Regions from separate parts of the Mus musculus genome. Here all the other regions are linked to region 1. Evidence: chromatin loops called from intact Hi-C (ENCODE). Cell type or tissue: heart. All regions are shown on one strand. Region 1 overlaps Hnf4aos (hepatic nuclear factor 4 alpha, opposite strand). Region 2 holds the start of Ccn5 (cellular communication network factor 5). Region 3 holds the start of Ttpal (tocopherol (alpha) transfer protein-like).

Region 1 (8,000 bases):
GTAACAAAATGGTTTATTTCATTATGACTATTTTTATTACTTTCTAATTAGGAAGTGATATCCTACTTGATAAGAATAACGATTCCTTTGAAAATAAATCCAGGACCTGGAGATGTAGCCCAGTCAGTCAGATGCTTGCCTAGTGTGTTCCAGAACCCCATAAAAACGGAACTAACAACACATTCTTGTAGCTTTATAGAAAACAGGAGGGATCAGAAATTCATGGTCATTCTTGGCTGCATAGCAAGTTTGAGCCCAGTTTGTGCTACGTGAGAGCCTACCTCAAAAAAAAAAGTTTTTTTAAGACAATAAAATAAACCCAAGTAAAAAAGAAATGACCTGGTGCAAGAGAGATTGTATGTAGATAACATTAGAGGTGGTTTTCAGATATGATAAAAGTTCTTGGGAAAACCCGAGATGCATTGGGAAGTCTATCCCATCTAATTAGGTATGCCGTTCTGTGACAAAACAACTCCAAGATTGGTTCCATTAGCGGGGTCTAAGTCCCTTATAGTGCATGTCCCGCCTTGGCCAGCAGAGGGCTCTCTTCACCGTGGTGCCTCTTTCTGTAAAGTAGCACCTAGCCTCAAGGCTTCGGACTGGGGCTGGCACCGCTTGTTTTTCCTCTCATGTCACTGGCCGAGACAAGTGTCACAGTCACATCCAGAGAACAGAGCAACTATGAAGCTATCCCCCTGCCTAAAAGCAAAGTAGACCAATGTGAATAGCCCCGGATAGACTAGGAGCAAACTGATCCAGAGAGGTAGGTTGGGCCAGGGCCCTTAGTTTTGCCCGTCCTTACCCACCAACAGGCTGCTCGTGGTCTTCAAGCCCCTGTTCCTAGGGAAGGAAGATGAGCCTGGCAGTCTCTCTCTGAACGGGTACCTCGTGACTGTTGTAAGCGTGCTGTTTCTTCATTGACTGGCCAGACTTAATCTAGGATCTGAAGGGAGTTGAACTGGGGCTAGGGTTTGTTTTGAAAGGACATGGGGAGCACGGGGCAGGGTAGGTATCTGGAAAGGGGAGGAAGAGAAGGGGAGGAGCCACGGCTGAGAACCTTGCGGACCCCGAAACTATTTTGTTCCTTCTACAGTGTGGGTACCAGGGATGGAGCTGAGGTCACCAACGCCTCACCCTGCTGAGCGTCTGCTGTACTTCACCTTTTATTTTTCTTTTTAAAAGATTTATTTATTTTACCTATATGAGGACACTGTAACTGACTTCAGACACACCAGAAGAGGGCATCAGATCTCATTACAGATGGCTGTGAGCCACCATGTGGTTACCGGGAATTGAATTCAGGATCTCTGGAAGAACAGATGGTGCTCTTAACCGCTGAGCCATCTCTCCAGCCCTGTACCTCACCTGCTCATTGTGTGTATTATTGGCATGTGCATATGCATATATGTGGGCAAGCATGGCAGTGTGGAGCACAGATAACTAGTGAAAGCCAGCTCTGTCTTTCCGCTGAGTCCCTGGCTAACATCTTTATTCACTGATCCACGTTGTTGGTCCCTTGATGAATTCCTTTTCTTCTTTTCTTTGTTGACATGGTTTCATTTAGTGCAAAGCTACACGTAAACTCACTATGTAGCCAAGGATGGCCTTGAATCCCTCATCTTCCTGCCTCCACTTTCTAAGGGCTGGCGTTTTAAAGCATTTGCCACCATGCCCCGACTAAATACTTTATGATTCTCAGGCTGTTTACTTCACTCTGCAAAAAACCCTCTCTTGTAATATAGAGTTGTTTTCACTAATTGTCAACTATCTACTAGACACTTAATGACGTTCTCTTCATGTATGCATGTGTCGGGGAAGGGTGTTACACAATGATCACATGGAGGTCAAAGGGCAGGGGTCACCTCTCCTCCTTCCACCGTGTAGGTCCTGGGGATTGCATCCGGGTCATCAGGCTGAGAGGCAAGCACGTTTACCTGATGAGCTCACGGTCCGCATCCCCAACAATTTCTCCTCGAAGGCCTCTTCAGCACACTACCAAATTCCCATTAGTTGCCTCTTCTTTGTTTCATTTGGACCTGTTCAAGGTTTGGGGTGTACCTTGAGGAATGCAGCCAGCGGGCATCTCCACATGGGGGGGGGGGCTGGAGAAATGTAAGTAGATTATCTCCAAGTAGCTGAACACGGGGCCATTTCCAGTTGACGTTCTGGAAAGACGGGGCAGAGACAGAGAATGCAGGTTGAGGAAGTTACAGAACTCACACACTGTGTGGGAGAGCGGCCAGCCTGGAGCAGAAGATCTAGTCTCACACCAGGGTGTGGCAACAATAGTTAGCAGAAAGGGGATGTGCAAAGGCCCTGAGACAGGAAGGAGAAAGGGAGGAAAGAGATGAGGTTGGAGCCGTGGGATACAGCGACAACATCTCTGTGGCAGGAGTCTTGTGAGCTTTATAAATGGCACTTCTCTTTATAATGGCATTCTCTTCCTTAAATGTGTATGTGTGCATGTATGTATGCACTGGGAAGGGTGTTCTACAGTGATCACGTGGAGGTCACGTGGAGTCGCTTCTTTCCTTCCACCATGTGAGGCCTGGGGATTGAATTCAGGTCATCAGGCTGAGAGGCAAGGCCACTGTAAAAGTTTAATGAGGGAAGAGATCGGACTCAAGGTATATTTGCGCATGATCATGGCCCGGCTTCGGGTGAAGAGTAGATGGCACAGGAGCAGAGTGGGCAAGGAAGTGTTGTGCACAGATTTCTCCTGGCTTCCAGAAACATGGTGATTGCGCTCAAGTTGGCTGTAGTGGAGCAGGGGAAACATCCTAGCTACTGTCAGGGATAGCGTAAACTGAGGCACTTTTTTTTTAAATGAAGATGGAGGTAGATATGTCATGTGGTGATGGTGGTGGTGGTGGTGATGTTAAAGAACGTGGGAACAGAATAAGTCATCCTACTGGACAAAGCTTCCAGTGTGTTTAACATGAGCCTAATTAACAGAGCTAATTTCACTCATATCTCCATGCTAACTCTATTTTTTATTTAAATATTAGCGCACATGTGTATGTGTGCATGTGTGTGTGAATATGCGAATGTTTGTGTGCATTTATTTGTGGCGCGTGTGTTGGAGCCATGGAGGCCAGAAGAGGGCATCAGATCCCCTGGAGGTACTGCTGTGAGCTATCCCATAGGTGCCGGGAACCCATCTAGGGTTCTCTGCAAGTAAGCGCTGTTCACCACCGAGCCTTCTCTACAGCTTCCATATCAACTTTTATGATGAGGGAGTGGTATTTAATGTTATGAATACCATTCTAAATGATGGTGTGTGCAAATAAAGGCTTTCGTTTGATGCCAGCACAAGCCTGGGAACTTCCTCAAAGCCGCCCGCACACTGGCTCCTGGGGCTGGAGCCTGAACTTTCGGAAATGCAGAATAGATTTTTTTTTTTTTTTAAATCTTGCATTCTGGTTGATGCAGTGGCAGCGGGCTGTGACTAGATTACAGTATGGCCTCCTGGGATGTACGTGAAGTACGAGTCTTGAGCGCCAGTTCCCACGTTGGCCACTAGGAGGAGCCCTCGAAGGCCAAATCGCTATGCTGGATGCGTTCAGAGGAAGATTTGCTGAGCTAGTTTCTGTAGCCCTGAGAGGAGCCGCACTCGCAGGACGCGACAGGGGTGGGCCAGAAGAGGATATCAGGACGCTGAGCTCTGTTAGGTGGCCACGCTTCTCTGCGCAGCTCCTTTGGCCCCTTTCCTCTGGCTCTCTGCCCCGCTGAGGACATTGGCTGACCTGGAGGGTGGGACCACGGGTTTACGCTGGATTGCAAAGGCTCAGATCCAAGGTGCAAAAATGCACATTCTAGCAAGTGACTCAACAGCCAGCAGCCCCCTGCCCGTCCCTCACTAAGTACCATGCACATTAAGCTTATCCTAACAACGCCTCACTGGGGTGTAAAATTGTCTCCTCGTAGGAGAGGGCCACCTTATCCAGAGGCCGGGCCCCCTGACCACGAGGTGCTGTCATCTCTCTCGGCTTCCTTGTTCTGGGCAGCTGGTCACTATTTAAAATTTACTTCTCTTTTTAATTTACCTCCCTTACTGCCTGATATGCCAGGCTGAGAATGCGGTTGCCAGACACAGCCTCAGCTCTCCGTTACATCTGGGATGGGATAAACCATACCCTTCCTTAACCTTTTTTTTTTTTTTTAATTTATTGTGAGTGTGAGGGTGTATGGGTGGCCACAGGCTCCTGGGGAGGTCAGAGATAACTTGTCGGGTGGGTTCCTAAGCCACCAGAGTCAGGCTAGGGGACAGATGCCTTTACCTGCTGAGCCATCCCTTATTTTTTAAGTATGAGTATGTCATTATTGAGGATATACTTATGCTACAAAGTACAATATGGTTGTCTGAAGTTACAGTTCCACTGGATGTTTTTATTTTCGTTGCTGACTACAATCCTGTAAGGGAAGGCTCTCGCCCCCTGTCTTCCTTGCTCAGTCTTCCGCCTCCACAGTAACGGTGCTGATAAGTCAAAATGCTTGGGTGGGTGGATTCCTTCAATTCTTCACTCATTTATTCAGGCAACGTATTTACTTTAAGCACCTGTTGGATCCCTGAAAAACCATGGTAGGCAGGCAGTCCAAAGGAGGAGGCAGTCACCATGACAGACACTATGGTAAATATAGTGTATATGCTCTGGGGGGCTGGGAAGGAACAGGGGAGGAGGAGTCCTTAACCCCTCCTAGGTCATCAAGACTTTTCCTGGAGAAAAGCAACCGAAATGAGACACGGAGCCCGACAGGCCTGTCAGAGAGCAGGGCTGGGCTGTGGGGTCCTGTAGGCGGCTGGGGAGGGAGTGTGAAGTGTTATCAGACCATCATTCACACTCACTGGGTGGGTTTATTCACTTCCAGACCCCTGAGGGAAGCCAGGGCAGCTTTGCTGTACTCGTATATGGGGAAACTGAGGCCTGGAAAGAGAAGTGCCTGGCTTGGGCTAGACTGGGAAGGGAAGGTAGAGCTTCCAGCTCAAATCCTACAGACTTGGAAGGGAGCCTTGAACTCTGCTAGAAAAGCTACTTTGCTGATGACCAAGGCCCCCAAAAGAGAGCAAGGAACCTGGGGCTCAAGAGGAGAACAGGACTCTCTCTACCAGTGTGGCTGGCTCCCAGCTTAGCAGGAGAACATGAAGAGACAGCAAGAGGTCTTTGCAGGTCCCCAAGTGCAGCCTCTGTGCCTCTCACGCCTATCTAGGTTGGGCCTTCAGGCCCCTTGTTGAGGCCTATAGCTGATTACTCCCATGGGTCCTGGGAAGGTCTTTGGTCTCCATGGTGACCACTTCCCAATGTCCCCGAAATCTCATTGTGACCAGTATTAAGGGATTAACTCGCCAGCAGCCCTCACAGGGTCTTGGGTACCAGAGTGGCAGCAGGAAGTGGTTCAAGGATGAAGAGCTTGCCCACCGTGTGTGACCCCATAGGACCAGGAGGAGGATGTCGGACAGGGGCCAGGGGTTCCTGCAGATCACATCAGGTATGCTCTTGAGTTCACGTCTGTCCAGAAGGGAGCCCAGGGAGGTAGAAGAGAGACCAGGGACTCAGGGGGAAGCTTAGAATTCAGGGCATGTGGAGATCTTTAGTCTCAGTCCCCAACTCAGCCCAGAAGGACAAGTCTGGAGGACATTTGATCAATATATATATATATATATATATATATACATATATATATATATATACATACATACATATATAGTTCAGATCCCCAATGACTCTTTGGGGGTACTGCAAGGCTTATCAGCCATCTCATTTTCACTTTGCGGTTGGGGAAACTGAGTCAGAGAGAGGCAAGTGAGCCATTTAAGTGAGCCATTTAAAGTCAGTAAACTGAAGCAGGTGAAGAATTCAGAGGGGACCTCACAGTGATCTAAACAGAGCACTGTTAAAAGAAACAAGACAAAACCCGCCATCACCTCTGTCTTGAACTCCACGTTGCCCACCGTGTCTTCAGGAGCCAGAGGCAGCCTGTCTGACTGGCCTGGTTTCTCCCCTCCTGACCTTCCCAGATCTTTGCCCGCTCACCCTGAGGCCAGCAGAGAGTTCTAGACAGTCTCCACAGGGCTGGAGGGCACAGAGCCTGGACTATGCCACCCCAGGGGACAATTAGTCTCTGGGTCCCTGGTTTGGCACCTTGCTCACCTTTTAGCCTCTCTGGGGATTTCAGACCCCAAATGCCCTGGCAATCCAGTAACCAGGAGGGAAATTTAAACCCCAGGGGCTGGGGATGCAGCTGGTAGAACACTTGCTTGCTTGCCTACCGTGGGTGAAGCTCTGTGTTCTTTCTGTATTCAGCACTGAATAAAGCACACCCGACGGTGCACACCTGTCATCCTAGTATTTAGAAAGCACAGTCAGGAGGACCAGAAGTTCAAGGTCACTCCCACTAGTTAGCGAGTTTAAGGCCAGCCTAAGCTACATATACAAAACCCTACCGAAAAATAAAAATCTGAGACTTGACTCCCTGGGAAACCGAGGCTCCCTGGCTGAGCCGGCTCTTCCTTAGCCAAGGCTTGCCCCAAAGGTGTCAGATAGCCTACTGACCACCACAGAAAATGAGAAAAGCAAAGTTCAGGACAGCGAGGAGGCTGCTTGACAACACAGGGGTACACAGGTCATGGACATACATGCAAGGCTCCTGTAACGCTTGGAAGACAAGAAAAACTAAGAAATGGCCCCAAATGGTGCAGAAGCTGGGAGCAGTGATGGACAGAGTCAGGGGAAGCAAGTCTCAACAGGTACCTTCTTCTATTCTTATTTTGAAACACAGCAATGCAGCAAGGACATCAGATGAAAGGCTTAAGCAAATGAGGTAAAATAGTAAACAAGAATAATCATAACTACACACACTGCCATAGCGACAGGTGTGCAGAGAAGATTACAATGCATGTCCTAGGAATTAGTTCCAGGTCATTTCATCCTTGACCTGGAAGCCAATATGCTGTTGCCAATAATAACAGCAATAGCCATTGGTGCCTGGAATTAGAGCTGTCCACAAACTGGAGATGGAGCCAGGTGTGGTGCAAACATCACCCATGAGTCAGCATTCTGACTTGGAGAGGAAGTTATCACCAACCCACCTAACAGATGGGGAAACTGAGCCTCAGCCAAGGTTTGACTTGTACACAGTCAAATCTGGACCCATATTAACATATTTCCAGCCTTCCCTGACCCAGCAGAGGTTCAGAATCATGACCACCCACCAGACTTCTCGGGAAATCTCCAGCACCTAGCACTGTGCCTCCCATTGCAAGATTTTTGTTTTGAGATAGAGTGTAACTACATAAGCCCAGGCTGGCCTTCCTCTCACCGGGATATAGCCCAGGTTGGCTTGGAATTCCCAATTCTCCTGCTGTGATTACAGATGTGTGCTACCTTGTCTGCCTGGTTTGTGACAGGGCTTGGGAATCACTGTTTTATCTGTCCCTTTTTGTTCCCTGTGTGGAGCCGGGGAATGGCCAGGGCCTGTCACACGCTAGGCAAGCATTCTACCACTGAGCCATATTCCAGCACAAGGCCTTTCAAAGCTAGGACGTAAAAACCTTTCACAGTATCAAGTGGTTCCATTTGGTGTTAGCCAGAATGAACCTTCAGCTCGGTTTTCCATATGAAATTCAAAGACCAAAGAGGAAAATGGCTTTTCTAAGGACCAGGCATGGCTAAGAACAAATTGGGACAAGCTATCCAATGGTTTACATGGAATGTTTGCTCAAATGAGAAAGTGTATCCCCTTTGGATAGACCAGGTTCTGGGGCTTTGGAACAAGGGCGGGATTTCCACCCCCTGCACCATCCCCCACCTCAGCCTCCTGAACTAGAATATTTGTGCAGTGAGTGACCTGTGCAACTAAACACAGTGATCCTGGCCTGTCTCCGAACGAACTCCCAAATACTTTACCCTGATGACATCAGACAAATCCCTGGGGCCCCTCCGAACTGGAGTCGAGGAGATTAAGGATAACTTCTGAATAGCAGACTCATTCCTCATTCCCAA
Region 2 (8,000 bases), 290 kb after region 1:
TAGGGAGGCTCTTGGTTGCCAAGAGCAGACAGGCTGCCAGGGAAGCTCTGCTCTGGGTCACACCCACCTCTGGGTGGCTGCCAGTCTCCCTGCCAGAAACCACAGGCTGGGTCTGGGCTGCCCAGAGCTTGAGCTTCAGGGCTCAGGACACCGTGGGTCAGATCTGCAGAGCATTTGACAGACGCTCCTGATCTCCAGAGGACCCCGGGCTGGGACAGGGGCCTTGGCGAGGCTGCAGCTGCTGTGGCAGTAGCTTGGGATGGAGGTCTTTCTTGCTGGGAACTGAGGAGCTGAGAGGCTCCTGTCAGGCTCCTGTCCTAAACTCTTGGCACTTGCGGTGGCTTGGGCTTCACACACTGTCAGACACCTTCTTGGTGGCCTCCTCGGCCTCAGGTAACTGGGCTTATTCCTGGGACTATGGAAACCGGTGTAAGGACTATAAATGTGTGTGTGTGTGTGTGTGTGTGTGTCTGTCTGTCTGTCTGTCTGTCGTTTTCTCTTTCTCTGTATGCACCTAGAAGGAACCTCATTCCCTCCAGAACATAAAAAAAGACTCGGGTCTTGCTTCCCAGGTTTGAAGCTGGCTCCACAAGGGACACGGTGACATGAGGGGCAACCCACTGATCCATCTTCTGGCCATTTCCTTCCTCTGCATTCTCTCAATGGTAAGGCATCCTGGTCTTGAATGACAGCAGAATTCTGGGTGGTGGGACAGATATATGGTCACAACTTAGAACTCTTGGAAAGACCCTATACTGGATACAGTCTGGTCTCTGTGCCCAGGCTTGCTTCCCTCTCTGGGCATGCAAGTTCGGCTGTGTGACCTCAGACAAGTGTCCTACCCTTTCTGAGCTTCAGCCTCAGTTGAATGGGTACAATGTTCATGAAGCTTCTGGGGAGACCACTAAGGAGAACTGCATCCACAGAAGATAGCATAGGTCCTGGACCTAGATGAGTGTCTAAAAGAGGACAGTGGGATCCTCCAGTGTCATAGAAACTAAAACAAATGTGAGTGCTGTGTAGCTCTGAACCAGGACAGAGGTTGATGCTGGGGTCTGATTGCAAAGTACAGTCCATGAGGGTACAACATGCTAGCCCTCAGGCAGTCAGTGACCTCTGGCCCTGGTCAGAGAGAGCAGGAGACATCTCTGTGGCAAATGTCCTTGTCCCTTGGTTCACATTGGGCATCTTTTAATTGGCTTGTGAGTAGTTCCGTTTGCACATTTATAACAGTCTTATAACAAATTGTCCTGTTTTGATCAAAGGAGACTCAGAGAGGGTAAGCAATGTGCCCAAAGCCACACAGCAAAGAAAAAGAACAATAGAAGAGTTGCATGGTGGAGCCTGGGGCAGACATAGGTGTGTCTGGAGGAAACCCTAGTCTGTGTCTCTCTACCCTAACCTGAGCAATACCTCACACTAAATGTTAAGTTCCCAGTATCACCGAGTTAAGGCCTTGAGCCAATGCAGTGTTGAGTATAAACATCTCCCTCCCTGGGACCAACTGGCTTCCAGTCTTGAAAGGTGTTGAGCAGAACATGGTGCTGGAGAGGGTAGCTTGGGTGGTCTCCTGGGCCCCGGGAGGGGAGGGTTCTGAAGGGCTGAGGAAGAGCTGCCCTAGATTGGCCACTGGTGTGACATTTATGAAGCCATTCTTTCCTGGTCCTGGGAAGTTGATTGGCATCTGGGATGTAGTCATGGAGAGGACCTGAGGCCACAGCCTTCCCGGGGGATGGAATTCTGGATCTTCCAGGCAGGCTGTGGGCTCCAGGCTCTGGACTGGGGCAGGAGGAAGGAACCTGGAAACAGCGAAGCGATGTTGATCAGGGTCTGACAGCGACCAGAGACTTAGTTACTTAGTCTGGGGAGACCAAAGCAAGTGAGACAGCTTGAATATGGGGACAGAATGGCTAGCAAAGGTGGAGGAGAGGAGGATGCCAGAGGGGCTGCTGCTTCCATAGGCTAAGCAAGAGCACCTGCCCTGCCTACTTACTGTCCTTGAACTGAGGACAGAGGCTGAGGCTGAGGTTCAGGTGCTAACGGAGTCCCTGGGGGAACAGCAGGCTCAAGAGTTAAGTGCGGGCTCTGCCTTCCCACCAAGCTGAATTCTCATCTTGTCCCACTGCTTTCCAGATATTTATCACTTGATTTTGACCTGCTTTGTCCTCACTGTTTTGGAGTTTATTCTGAAACAATGTGTCACTCTGTAGCCCAGGCTGGCCTGGAACTCACTATGTAGCTCAGGCTAACTTCAAAATTCTTCTGCCTCAGTCTCCCAAGGGTTATTTCATCATCTTTAAGTCAGACACGAAGCCCATACCTCGTAGGAAAGGGCTAAAGGGAAAGCTTGTGCACACAGCACTCAACGTAAGGGTATCATTAGTGGCTTTTCTTGGAGTCAGGACCTGAAGAAGCCAGAAACTACCGAGAGCCTGCAGCAGGACTCCGGCTCAGTAGAAGGCTCGTTTTGTCTTTGGCCAGTTCTGCTCAGCCAAGGGAGTCAGACCCTTGCTCTGAAAGTCTGCCTCTTTCTTCTCAAGACAACTGCAAGTGAGTTACCCAAGAATGTCTTATATTCCATGTTGAGATTACACAGGAGGCTTGGAGAGGTGACAGTGCATGCTCATGGCAAGCTCTCAGAGGCTGCTGGTCCAGGAACCCTCTGGAACCTGAAATTCTGCAGGGTGTCCTGCCTTAGGTGGGAACCACTCACTCACTCACTGGCTAGGGACAAGCAGCAACTCTGGGGCGGCCTCTGCTGGCCAGAGTGAGAACTGCGGGCCCTGGAGAGCAGGTTTTTTTGTTTTTTGTTTTTTGTTTATTTTTGTTTTGTTTTGTTTTGTTTTTTGTTTGTTTTTGAGACTCTGGATCCAGGGGTGGGCAGGATGGGGCGGCGGTAAACAGATCACTGTTTCCTTGATCCCATCAAGAGGTCTGGGGTCTTTAGTTTTCTTTTCCTAAATCACAAATCCTCCATATAAGGCCTTCTATTCCTGTTAAAGATTGATCGTTCACTGGTAGGGTAGGCAGTCTGGAACATCTTGAGTGCTATCTCCCTCCCTCTTGGTGCCCACCCTTTCGGGAGCTCATGGCTTCTGGAACTTCATTTGTGTATTTCTGTCTTGGGTGAAAGGCGCAGTTGTAGCACTGGGGTGAAACCCTGCGATGAATGGGTACGGAGGCCCTGGCTCAGTTTTTGCCTCTTTCAGAAGTGTCCTCCTCTGGGGCCGAGAGTCCACAGCAGTGAGGTGGGCGTGGCATGGCTCCCAGATCTGACTATTGGCAGTCACTCCCCCCTGCTCCTCCTCCATGCGGAGTCAAATTTCCCATTCGTGCAGGGTGCTGAGAGCGGAGCGGTGGTGGTGGAGTGGAGTGATATGGGGGTGGAGAGCTGGGGTGGGCTGGGCCAGAGGGGCTGTGGACCTAGATGGTTCTTAGACGCTTCTAGACAGCCTATTAAATAGATCACAGGTCCTGCCTCCGTGACTTCTAGTTTCGTGAGTCCCAGAGGAGGCCTGGGAATCTGTATTGCCCTTTCCTGGCTAATCTGATTGTGCACTTAAGGCTGGGAAGCATGGTGGGCTGTGTCAAGACCGGGAAGTGACGTGTTCTGTTTGACTTCTCAAGTCCGAGGGGTAAGAACACACTCTTCCCTTGGTATCACTCTCAGGCTTTTGTACCTGCCCTCCCGTGAGCACATAGCCAAGATGGCCACCGGAGTTAGCCACATTTGGGAAGGCAAGGAGATTGTTTGTTGGGGTAAAATGCTCTCAGTGCAAGTTTGAGGACATGAGATCGTGCCCCAGCACCCACGTGTAGCAGCCACACACAGTGGGACACATCTGAACCCTCCATAGTGGAGTGGCCAGCAATGGGCAGAGCCTCAAGTTCACTTGGTTAGGCAGCCTAACCAACTGATGATGGTCAGGCTTGGTGAGATACTCTGCCTGAAAAATAGAAGGTAGAGAGTGATAAATTCCTCTACCTGATGTTGATGTCTTCATATTTTCACATAAACACCTGCACACGACACATACATGTGCACCCCAAAAATAAACAAACAAGCAAAAAGCCAGCCATATTAATGACCTCCTACCCACGCTCAGGGGTTAGTGACATCATTTCCTGTCCCCCTTCTACAAACGAGGAGACTCAGGCTTGGAGAGTTAAAGGAGCTCTCAGGCTACGCTGCCAACAAGACAGAGCCTAGGACTGAGACTCTGACCTGGGTCCTTGCTCAAGGTCAGTGCCATGCTGCCTCTTAGGAGCACCGTGGGATGGCTCAGGCTGAAGACCCGTTCTGCGTGACACGGAGGCTGAGCTAAGGATCCCACACTGTCTGGTTTGGCAGAGAAGTGACCAGTCGTGGGAGTTTCCATACCTTCCATGATAGCCAAAACTGAGTGAGGTTTCTGTCTCCCCAGGTGTATGCCCAGCTGTGCCCAGCACCCTGTGCCTGTCCTTGGACACCACCCCAGTGCCCACCGGGGGTACCCCTGGTGCTGGATGGCTGTGGCTGCTGTCGAGTGTGTGCACGGAGGCTGGGGGAGTCCTGCGACCACCTGCATGTCTGCGACCCCAGCCAGGGCCTGGTTTGTCAGCCTGGGGCAGGCCCCAGTGGCCGTGGTGCTGTGTGCCTCTGTAAGCAGGTTTGCTAGACCAGTGTGTGTGTGGGCAGGGAGGAGGCTGGGGGGTCAAGGCCATGGGATCCAGAGACAAAATGGAGCCTACTCTCTCTCTATCTCTTTCACCTTACTTTAGGTGCTAGGTTTATTCAGCTCAACTGGTGACCCAAAGGCCCGCTCCCTGTTTCTTCCCTCGGCCTCTGCTGGAACTGTCCTGATGGTGACCTCCATCCGCACACATCCACATCATAGCCAGCTTCCAGAGCTGGGCCAACAGCTACCCATATACAGCCCCGTGGAGAGCAAGGGTGCACAGGCGTCACGTGGGGCATGGTGTGTGCCCAAGCAGTGCCGGGCACTTGTCCTCTTTCACAAGTTTTACAAAAAGGGAAACCGAGGCTCAAAGATGTTAGCTAGCATGCTCAATGCCCTACAGCCTATTCCGTCTCTGAACAGATTTAAGTAACAGTCTACTCCCTCCATAGCTGGGACTGGGAGCCTTAAGCTTCTCTCTCCATGTTGTCATACACACACACACACACACACACACACACACACACACACACACACACCATGCTGTCATACACACACACACACACACACACACACACACACACACACACACACGCCATGCTGTTTTCTGGTGGCACTGGTTGTATGACATTCCTCACCACTCTCTCAGGCCTGGGTGTCCTCTGACACTTTGGGGCAGGGCTTGGTTTCAGATCCCAGGGCCACTGCTGCTGAGAAGCTCTTTGTGGCCTGACCTTTAGCAGCAGTCTCCCTGCCTGTGAGGAGGTGCCAGGATCAGCTGCCAGTGGTGACCTTGCCAAGGGCCCCCAAAAGCAAAATTACCCTAGTTGAAATTTTAGAGAGATGGCTCAGGGGTTTTGTTTTGTTTTGTTTTGATTTTTGTTTTTTACAATTCATCTACTTCACCTAAGTGTTCTTTCCATTTTGACAAAACAACCTCACCCCTTTCCCTTCTTGCCGCGCTCTCTGCTCCAGCCACACTAGCTTTGAACACTCAAGTCATGGTCTGGACCACAGGGCCTTAGCACAGAGCACAGGTCATTGCTCCACACTCATTCTTTCCCCAGACACACACATGGGTCGTCCCCTCACTTCCTTCACATTCGCACCCACATGCCACTCCATCTGTGAAGCCCTGCCACTATCTTTAAGAAATTGCAAATCCTCTCTAACCTTAGCCCACTATTTCACCAGGCTGGATCACCAGGGCACGCAGCCTCGGCTCGTTGGCTGTGTTTATTTCCACTGGAGTGCTCCAGTGGGAAGGATGTTTGCCCACGTGCCCACATATCCTGAATTACAACAGCCTGGCACATGGCCCAGGCCACATGAGGTGCTCAGCACATATCTGTGGCTTTCTGTGAATGCCAGCAGAGGGTCTAATGGGGCTGGCAGTCACTGGAGCCCTTTCCTAAGTCCTGTGAGAAAACACCATAGGAGTCCATTTCCCTTTATCCTTAACACGGAGGTACAATCCAATGTAGCCCCTATCAAGTAGGTGAGGGAGCTCAGATGAAAGGGTTAAATCACTTAAATGGGTCACAGAGCTTACAGGTGGAGGAAGGAAAAACAACTGTGGCTCTGTGATTCCTGCCTTGCAACTGACTTCCGAGGGAAGAAAGGACCTACAGATTCCCGGAGAGCAGGCCCATGGCTTGTGCTCAGGGGGGCTGAGGACCTCAGATGAAGGCTGGTATCATGGGTAGGTAGGGAAGGTTGCCGGCAGAGGGGATTTGAAGCAGGCTTGGGGAAAACAAGAGTTTGGCTGCTGGACATGGGCATAGCTGGGTAGGATTCTGAGACAGCTCATGGAGTTTGCAATGTCAGGGAGCCCCTCAGAGCAAAGCTACCCTGCTGAAGCTGGCTGCCCAGCCCCACACACCCCACACCCAGTCAGCTCCCAGCTGATGGTCTATGGAGTGCCAGGAACTCTTGCTAAAATGATCGTCCTCCTATTGACTTTCCTAAACATGCCTCGGATTGTCAGGTGTCAGGTCATCCTGGCAACTGGGGGCCAAAGCTGGGGCAGAAGTCAGGGTGTGTGTGTGTGTGTGTGTGATAGGTGTGTGTATGATGAGTGTGTGTGAGTGTGTGTGATGAATGTGCATGTGAGTGTGTGTGATGGGTATATGTGTAAGTGGGTATGGTGTCTGTGTGTGATGAATGTATGTATGTGTAATGAGTGTGTGTGATGAGCATGCGTGTGTCACAGGTTTGTGTGTGATAGGTGTGTATGTATGATGGGTGTGTATGAGTGTGTGATAGATGTTTGTGTGTATGTGATGGATGTGTATGTAATGTGTGTGTGATGGGTGTGTATGTGAGTGGGCATGGTGTATATATGTGATGAATGTATGTGTGTGTAATGAGTGTGTGTGATGAGCGTGTGTGATAGGTGTGTGTGTGTGTGTGTGTGTGTGATGGATGTGTGATAGGGGTTTGTATGTATGTGTGTGTATGTGTGTATGTTCACATGCATGCATGTACACTCGTGTGCCTGTGTGATGGATGTGGTGGGGTGAACCCAGAAGTGGCAAGGCCAGGTAGGGATCAAGGCACAGCTGCCTACGTGGTTTCTAGGGAACCATTGACAACAAGGTCCAGGTCAGAAGGTCTTTGTGTCCAAGGACTTGTGATCTGGAGGCAGTGTGGACAGAGAACAGTCCTCTCTGGAGAATAAGGGGATGTTAGGAAAAGTACTCTGGACTCCAGCCCTCCAGAAAGGTAGTGGCATGAAGGCCCACGTCTTGAAGTTATCACTGTGTGTTCTTGGGCACCTCTATGTGCCTGGCCCTGTGCTAGATGCTGTGTGTTGACCCATGTAACCTGAGGGCACAAGTCACTGTAATCATTGAGAGTGGTGGGGCCACTCAGAGAATTTAAGCAGCTAATATAAAGCTCTAAAGCCGAAAATTCAACCTGACCAGACAAGGATGACGTCACATAGGAAGAGGACTAAGAGGCCGCTGCATGAACCCCCAGTCCTAGAGTGTGCTTCACAGCTAAATACTAAACATTACTAACTTCGATGGGCGTCTAGCCCAGGCTGGCCTTGAACCTCTATCTCTTGCCACCACTTCCCAAATGTTTGTGCTACCACAGAGTTTATACAATGCTGGAGACTGCGCCTGGGGGCACGAGCATGCTAGTCAGACAATCTGCTGAGCTACAACCCTTTTCCCAAGGCTTCATTTTGTCAGATTCGTCACACACATAACTTCATTTAGTCTATAACATGCTGTGAAATAAGGTTTGACATATCCTATTTTTTCCACATGGAGAAACCGAGGCAAGATGTGAAATTACTTGGCCCATAGCTGGAGCCCAAGCCGGGCTCCCGGC
Region 3 (8,000 bases), 64 kb after region 1:
GACCTCTCAGCACAGCCCTGCAATTCCTTCTCTGTGAGACCATTTATAAGCCGCCTGATCTCTCTGATTTTTCCCTTCCCCTTTTCCTTTCTCTTCCCTCATTTCAACAGGATTTCACTGTCACAGTGTAACCCCAAGCTGGCCTTGTAACTCCCTATATAGCTCAGGCTGGCTTCAAATTTGAGGTCTTCCTGCCTCAGCCTTCTGAATGCCAAGATGATGGACACTTGTCTCTGAGTCTGTTTGCCCAGCTGCCATATGGAATTCGGATCTGAGGCTGTTCCACTGTGCTCTGTTGAGTTAGTAGAGTACAGAGAGAATAGCACAGTGCCAGGTGTGTGGTCAGAACTAGGTCCAGGCGCTGTACTAGAAGGAGAGGTGAGTGTCTGGGCTGGCATTGATGGAGAAGGGGTGGGATATCTCCTATCCCTGCCGCATCTCCGTTTCAGGACATGTTTTGGAAAATATTCAGTCTGGCTAGGATCCAAAGCCCCTGGGAACAGACAGGACATCCTGTCCCTCCAAGCAGCCGTGCTGACTCAGGAAGATCAATGTGTGACCACAAAAACACAGCTGGTTCTGACCTCTTCTGGGAAATCTACCCGGCCAAACCCATTCAAAGACCCGGATCCTTCCTTCTAGGGCCTGAGCCTGGGCTCTTGAGCAGAAGGTGGCATGCAGAGAAAGAAGACTCTGGCACTTGAGGCATGCCAGGCCAGGGGGTCACAGGCTTCACACGACCCTATGATTGAAGTCAGAGATCTCTCTTGTGCTTGCCAAGCCTCCGGCTTCCCCCAGCCCAGGTTTGGACATTTTTCCAGCCAAGCTGGGCTCCAAACCACTAATTGGGCAACTGTTGACCTCAGAGTAAGTCAGCCCCAGCAAGAGAGATTGTTGAAGCGCATGGGATGTTTTGTTCCTTAGAATCCCAAGAATTAGAGTGAGTCCTCCTCATCCCACAACTCTAGCGCCCAACCCCTCACGGCCATTTGCTTGTTTTGTAACTCGGGCAGGTTCCTCTGCCTCTCAGAGCTCCAGCCTGCTCCCCTCCCCAAGAGAACCCATAGGGGCAGGTGCCCAGTAAGGGAAGTTATTACTGCAAATAGCACTCACTGAATGCCAAACCTAACAAAGTGTGGGCACAGCGTACAAGAGGCCCTAGTTCAATCTGCAGCTCCTCAAACAATTGCGCTAATAAAGGAGGCCCCACTTCTTCCTGAGAACCTCAGTTAACAGACGCTCAGAGAGGGGAGACATTTGAACAGTTGGTGACACAGTTAGCTGCTCAGCCGGAGGAGGGGCTTGCAGCCAAGTCTGGTGGCCTGAGTTTGATCCTCAGGACGTACAAGGAAGAGAGAGAGAGAGCCCATTTGCTAAAAAGTTTATCTCTGGCTTCTACATGTGTACCATATGCCACTTGAACACACATATCACACACACACACAGATACACAATGAATGAATGAATGAATGAATGTAAGTTTTAAAACAAGTAACAACAAAACAAAACAAAACCCCAAAATACTTTATCAGCTGCTTGTGGTCACATGTAGTTTCTTTGAGCCTTGTAAAAATGGAAATGAAAGATATGAGCATTGTGAGGGGCCCACTGTCCTAGATGATCTGGGACCCATGGCTGGCAGACAGTAGGCCCTGGGAAGCACTGAGCATTTATTTCTAACCATGCTGGTAATGTTTCCACAACCATAGAGCTAAGTGTTTCTGGTGAGTCAGGGGGACTGATTTAGTGAGTGCCTACTATGTGTCTACTTCTACCAGAAACCACACCACCTGAGTGCACACACGCATGCACGCACAAACACACACACACACACACACACACGCATTCGCGTGCAAATGTACACATGTACTTAGAGAGGTAAGCAGTTTGACTTTAACTTTTTAAAAACTTGATTTAAAAAACCAAAATGGAGCCGGGCGTGGTGGCGCACACCTTTAATCCCAGCACTCGGGATGGTCTACAAAGTGAGTGCCAGGACAGCCAGGGCTACACAGAGAAACCCTGTCTCGAAAAACCAAAAAAAAAAAAAAAACCAAAATGGATCCAGAAATTCACGTTACATTTGGAGCTTAAAGAGAAGGCTCAAGAATGAAAAGCACCTGCTGCTCTTCTAGAAGACCTGGGATCTACCAGCACCCACGTGGTAGCTGTCAATCATCTACATCTCCAGCTCCAGGAAACCCAGTGCCACCTTCTGGCCTCTGAGGGTGCTGCATGGGCATACATGCAGGCAAAACACCCACAGGCAGAACATAAAAATAAAAAAATCTTTTTAAAAATGTCAAGACAAGCATAACAGTCATAACTGTAACCACCTTGGAGGTATGATAGGAGAATCAGGAATGCGGGGTCATCCTCAACTACATGTTAGTTCAAGATAGTCTGCGACACATGAGTATATCTCAAAAGCAACAATAATGACAATTAAATAAAAAAAAAATAGAGGGTCCAGCAAGATAGTTTGATCAGTGGAGATGCTTATTGCCAAGTCTGTGGACCTGGGCTTGACCTGGACTTGACCTGGGCTTGACCTGGACTTGACCTGGGCTTGACCTATGTTGGTAGAGAACTAACTCCTGTGAGTTGACCCCTGACCTCCACAAATGCACTGTGGTATGTGTGTGCTAACACACACACACAAAATAAGCAAACATAATTTTGAAAGAATATAGTTTGTTGTAGGGTGTATCGCTCATATCTGTAGTCGCAGAACTTGGGAGACAGAGGCAGGAGAACTGCTGTAAGTTTGAAGCTACCATGTTCTACACAGTGAGTTACAAGCTAGCCAGAGCTACAGAGCAAAACCCTGTCTCAAAAACAGGGGTGTAAATACCTGTGAGCTGCATGAATATGCTTATACATTGCTTTTAAAAAGAAAATAGTCCCTTGAGTCGTGCCACCATCTCCAATATAGACAGCTGAAGTAGATACAGCTGGAGACAGCTCTGGTGCTCCAAGCCATTGTGGCACACTGGCAAGGAAGCTCAGAGAGGCCAGGATGCAGGGAAAGCTGACCTTTGGTGACCTTCTGATCTGGAGCGGGTGATCACAGCTAGCAGACATTCCGAGTCCCAGTGGACCAGATCTCTGGACATCATTCCTTGGAGTTCCCAAGGGGCCCCTGCACAAGGCTCACAGCTCTCCTTGTGCACATGGCAACGGGTCCTTTCAATGTGATGTTCCAGATCGGTTACTTCTGGCTGTCCAAGACAGGCAACAATACAGAAACTCAAGTCTCTGCTCACCTATTTAATTGTAAACGTGGACAGCTTCTGGCCCTTCCTTGATCCAAGCCTGTCTTTCAACCTCTGAAACCAAAGAGACAAGCGTGGTATAGTCTCTAGAATGAAGTAAAATTTGCGACTACACTGACATTTGGACTTGACTCTCATCTCGGATCCTTTCTGAATTGGAATGTCCTATTCTGTAAAGACCATCTCTCCCATTGTTTTCAGTATAAGCATTATAAGGATATATATCTATATAGATATATATCACATATATATCATATATATTATATATCACATATATATTATATATAAACATATACAGAAGGATATATACATATATGGGTATATGTTACATATATACATGTATATTTAGATATATTATATGATATGAGCCTAGTGCCTCATTGTCTACAGCTGCTCAACATGAGAAAACTCTCCTGTTTTGTTTGTCTGACACCCTTCTGCCATCTCTAAACTTTCACTCAGGAAGGCTGACCATCCTCACCAAGCTCATCTCCCCCTACTGTCAGCATCTAGAAGTGCAGGCTGGGCTGCCAGGGCCACCGGTAAACTGTTCATCTGGAAGAGAGGTTTAATCTCAACACCTGGGCCAGCAGGGCTAAAGCTTTGCTCCAGAAGCCTCCTACTATTTGTGCAGCTTGAGAAAAGTTATTTTTGTCTTATGAGCTCATTTAATCAGCTTTTTTGTTTTGTTTTTGCTTCTGAAGACTATGTTAGTTACCTTTCTATTCCTGACAAAGCCACTTAAGAAGGGAAGAGTTGGTGGCCAGCAGTGGTGGCTCACACCTTTAATTCTGGCATTTGAGAGGAAGAGAGAAGTGGGTCTCTGTGAGTTCTAGGCTATCCCGGTCTATGTAGTGAGTTCCAGGATAGCCAGAGCTCCTGTCACAAACACACACACACACATACACACACACAGGAAGGAGGAAGAGTTTATTCAGGCTCACAATTCAGGGTACAGAGGCCATCATGAAAAGCAGCACTTAAGGTAGCCAGTCATATTGTGTTCCAGTCAGGAAGCTTAGTGAGAGAAGTGAACAAAGGCTGCTGCTTAGCTGCCTTTCTCCACAGTCCAGGATCCCAACCAGGGAATGATCCCAGCTAGTCTTCCCTATTCAGTGAGCCACAGTTAAGGCAAATTCCTATAGACATACCCAGATATCCACTTCACGGGTGATTCTAGAGCCTATGAATTTGACAGATAACACTAACCAGCCCAGGGATCCAGATGTTTGGGAGCCTGAATAGATTGGCCAACGTCATATAATTTGAATTAAGATTAGTAGATTTCGGTGGATGAATCATGTCCTGTCCCCTGAGATGTCCTCATCTTAGCCTCTGTAATTTGTAAATATCTCATGGGGTCAAAGAGATGTTATAGGTGTGCTTAAGGATCTTCAGATGGTGAGACTATTCCAGGTTCTCCCAATAATGGGCCCAATGTAACTGTAAACATTCTTATAAGTGAGAGGCAGGAAGCTGGAGGTGACGTGTCTCCTGATCTTTTCTACTCAAGAGGCTGAAGTGGGAGAACTGAAAGTTCAAGACCAACCTGAGTAAGTGTCTCAAAAACAAATCTTTGAAACAGGGTCTTACTCATGGTCCTGACTGGCCAGCTGACCTCAAACGCAGCTGAGGTTAAAGGCGTGCATCACGATGCCCAAATTTCTCAAATATTTGAACATGACTTTTGTAAGAGACATGAGCATTCACACTTATGATTCCAGGACTTCCAAATGTGACACAGAAGGATTGTGGACTTGAAGTCAGCCTAGATTACATCAAGTTCTCTCTCTCTCTCTCTCTCTCTCTCTCTCTCACTCACACACACACACAAAGAGAGAGAGAAAGAGAGAGAGAAAGAGAGAGAGGGAGAGAGAACACAGAGGGGGTATTCAGGACTCAGTCAGTTGCCGTTGTGACAACAGAAGCAAGATGTCGGAGTGATGTGGGGAAGACCATGGACCAAATAATACCAGTAGCTCAGTAGCTTCTGCAAGTTGGAAAAGAGAACCAGTACCCAGAGAGACAGCAGCCTTCCCAGCTCCCCGGTGTCTTTAGCAAAGCAACAAAATACATTTGTGTTATTTGAAGTCACTATGTAGTAATTTGTTATAAATGGAACAGGAAACTAACACTTAGATTTGGGCGGGGGGGGGGCGCGGACGGGGGACAGGACACCTATTTAAATGTGAGTTTCTGAGAAACAAACATTTCTAAAGTATGTGTCCCAAATGTTACATAAGGAACCTAGTCTTAAAAATAGACCTTTGTTTATCTGAAATTCAAATTTAACTGAGAGTTCTATATTTTATTTGGCAGCCTAGAAGCTGGTGACTGGAGAGAAGGGAGGACTGCAAGTCTCATGACTTGTAACCTGGGGTGGCGGCACACACTCACTGTCTCAGAAGACAAGGCGCAAGAGTCATGAGTTGGGGGCCAGCTGGTCTACAAAGGCACCCTCTATTAAAAACAAACAAAACAGATAAACATAACTCAGAATTCCCAGGGTACCTCGAACCCCTCTCACATATTTAGTTTGACATCTGGCAAAATCCATTGTGTCCTTATGTCCTTGAAGGTCACTTCCCACCACTCTAGGACTCCACTTATTCATAAGGTAGGGAAAGGATGAGGGACTTAAGGTTATCCCTTTGAATATGACATTTTCTTAGACCGACGAAATTTCTCTCTAGAAATGGTCTGTTGTCCTTATTCTACCTAAAAGAGATTTGCCTCGAAATTACAGTTGCACAAACCATGGGTATGTGTGGTGAGGCTAGTAAATGGGTCAGATGTGGAGTTAATAAACTCCTTTTCAAACTACTGCTGTCTCGAGACAACATTGTGAGCCCCAGAGCAGGAAACAAGTAGTTTCTGAGTCGGGGTCCAGGGCAAGAATCGTTATTCACGAAGAAATAGAGGCGAAGAGGCTAGTGCACTTGGCCAAAGCGGCTCAGCTGATGGCATACTGACACAGGCAGCCAGTCCAGACATCAGCTGAGGACAGAGTAGTTCTGCAAATGATAAGCCTGAGGTCTAGGTCTGAAGCTGGTTTCTGCATTGATTTGCCGCTTCTCTAGAGGTCACAGCAGGCAGGGGGATTGAAAAAAAAAAATATATATATATATATAAAATGAAAATAAATAAATAAAAAGACAATTTAATGAGAAAATGATGTAGAACACTAGGCATATGGCAGTGTGTTCCAGCTTCCCTCCCCGAGGCCTCAGTTTCCCCACCCGAAACCCAACTCAGCTGCACAGCCGGGGCCACCAGGTGGTGTCAAGCCCCAAGTCAGCACTACAAAGTTCACTCATGCGCATTCCCGGATGGGCGCCGCCTACACGCGGCTCGAGCGTCACTTCCGGCGCGAGGGCCGGGCCGGCCGGCCGGGGAGTGCGGGTCTGTTCTGCGCGCGCTGCCAGCCGAGGCTCCTGCCGCCGTGACCCGCGCTCCGCCCGCCGCCGGGCTGGTGAGTGCCCACGAGCCCGGGTGTGCGCCGAGGGGCCAGAGATAGGGACCGGAGAGGGCGAGATCGCCGGAAGTGGGCCAGAGGGGCGGGAGACCCCAGGAAATGGGGACACCTGGGGAGGGGGCGAAGACCGGAAGTAGGGGCCTTGGGACGCTGTCAGCGGCTCGCAGGTCTCTGGGGCTCCGAGAGAGATGGCTTCCTGCCTCCTGTTGTTGTGGACGAGAGGGGATGCCCCGGAGAGAGAGATGGCTCCAGGTGGGGAGGGTGTCAGGCTTTATTTCCTGTCCATCACGTCGTTGTCGAGGCTGACAGCCACTGCTGAGCCCTTGGGGATACAGCAGGAAGCTGCAGGTGGAAGATAGAGATGATGAGACCAGGGTGGGGCTTGACCCTTCTTCGCTCTGCCTCACTGGACAGGGCTTGCCGTACTTCCCCTGATGTTGACGGAGTGCTGTCGCGAGCCGGCACTGGGTCTTGTGGTGACTCCACAGGCAAGTTCTCTGGCCTGTAGTGATGATTCACATTGTAGGAGGTCAGTTCCCTCCTTTGTAAAGTGGCAACTGACGATAATCAGCACGCTCAGTTATTGTGAAGATGAAATGTGGAGCCGACAGTGTAGTTCAGTGGGAGAGTGGTGCCTTGCATGTGCAAGGCCCTGGGGTTTATCTCCAGCAACAAATGCCCAGGAAGAAATAAAGAAACAGATGTACAATGGGGAGCTTGATTCAAAGCAGAACCCTCAGCCTGTAGGACCTCTTTGCATCAGTCCATGATGTAAACCGCACGAGGCAAGGCGTTATTGTTTTCTGCTGTGTCCCTAGCATCTGTCAGCACAGTGCCTGACAGGTACAGGAGGCCATCAGTAATTCTTTGATAAATGACTGGGTGGGAACTGACCCAGAAGAGTTCCTTGTAGACACCTGTGACACTAAGTAAAAGTTTCTAAAGACGAATAGGAACCCAGGGCTGTAGAAACCTGGAGGAACTCACCCTGAGGAAGGGGGCGGGGGGGGGGGGGGATGGAGCGGGGATTTACAGACTAGATCCCATCGCAGTTGGGCCTTGGCAGCTAACATGGAGAGAAGCCTTCATGCAGAGAGTGTCAGATGTGTGAGATAGTCTAAGAATGTGGATTATTAGTTTGTCCTCCCTGGTAAATGGAGGAGAGAAAGGAGAGGGCCTTTGGGGCTAGTTCTATAGTCTGTGGCACCGCGGTCAATCTCAGGCAATGAATTAGGATTCTAGGCACCTAC

What was found. Hi-C counts contacts between places; a loop is a spot of excess contacts. Peaks named below come from ENCODE experiments on the same cell type or tissue, not always from the same donor. Only the 100,000 strongest peaks of a DNase experiment are listed, where the experiment ranks them.
Region 2: a loop joins it to region 1, with 7 times the contacts of the local background. A loop is called at or near these places in 14 of 42 quality-filtered maps.
Region 3: it touches region 1 in a loop (6-fold over the local background); 28 of 42 quality-filtered maps call a loop at or near these places.

Annotation. Positions count from the first base shown.
Region 1 is chr2:163,531,572-163,539,571 of GRCm38, forward strand. The region is part of intron 1 of Hnf4aos (hepatic nuclear factor 4 alpha, opposite strand); the gene reads right to left. It also overlaps a transcript of Hnf4a not described here. Among named protein-coding and RNA genes, the nearest start is that of Hnf4aos, 6.1 kb to the right of the region's middle. In heart, CTCF peaks have their summits at 523 (motif pointing right) and 3,512 (motif pointing right); DNase peaks (open chromatin) are centred at 580, 3,580 and 7,990; H3K4me3 peaks cover 638 bases; H3K27ac peaks cover 400 bases; H3K27me3 peaks cover 2,959 bases.
Region 2 is chr2:163,820,717-163,828,716 of GRCm38, forward strand. Ccn5 (cellular communication network factor 5) reads left to right here and starts at 118. Exons shown (of 5, transcript NM_016873.2): 1 at 118-393; 2 at 573-665; 3 at 4,425-4,641. The coding sequence starts at 606. In heart, no CTCF peak of the experiment used is centred here; DNase peaks (open chromatin) are centred at 75 and 3,265; H3K4me3 peaks cover 779 bases; H3K27ac peaks cover 1,111 bases; H3K27me3 peaks cover 2,523 bases.
Region 3 is chr2:163,595,668-163,603,667 of GRCm38, forward strand. Ttpal (tocopherol (alpha) transfer protein-like) reads left to right here and starts at 6,647. Exons shown (of 5, transcript NM_181734.3): 1 at 6,647-6,747. In heart, CTCF peaks have their summits at 2,232 (motif pointing left), 3,785 (motif pointing left) and 6,534 (motif pointing right); DNase peaks (open chromatin) are centred at 514, 2,209, 3,794 and 6,634; H3K4me3 peaks cover 1,469 bases; H3K27ac peaks cover 2,631 bases.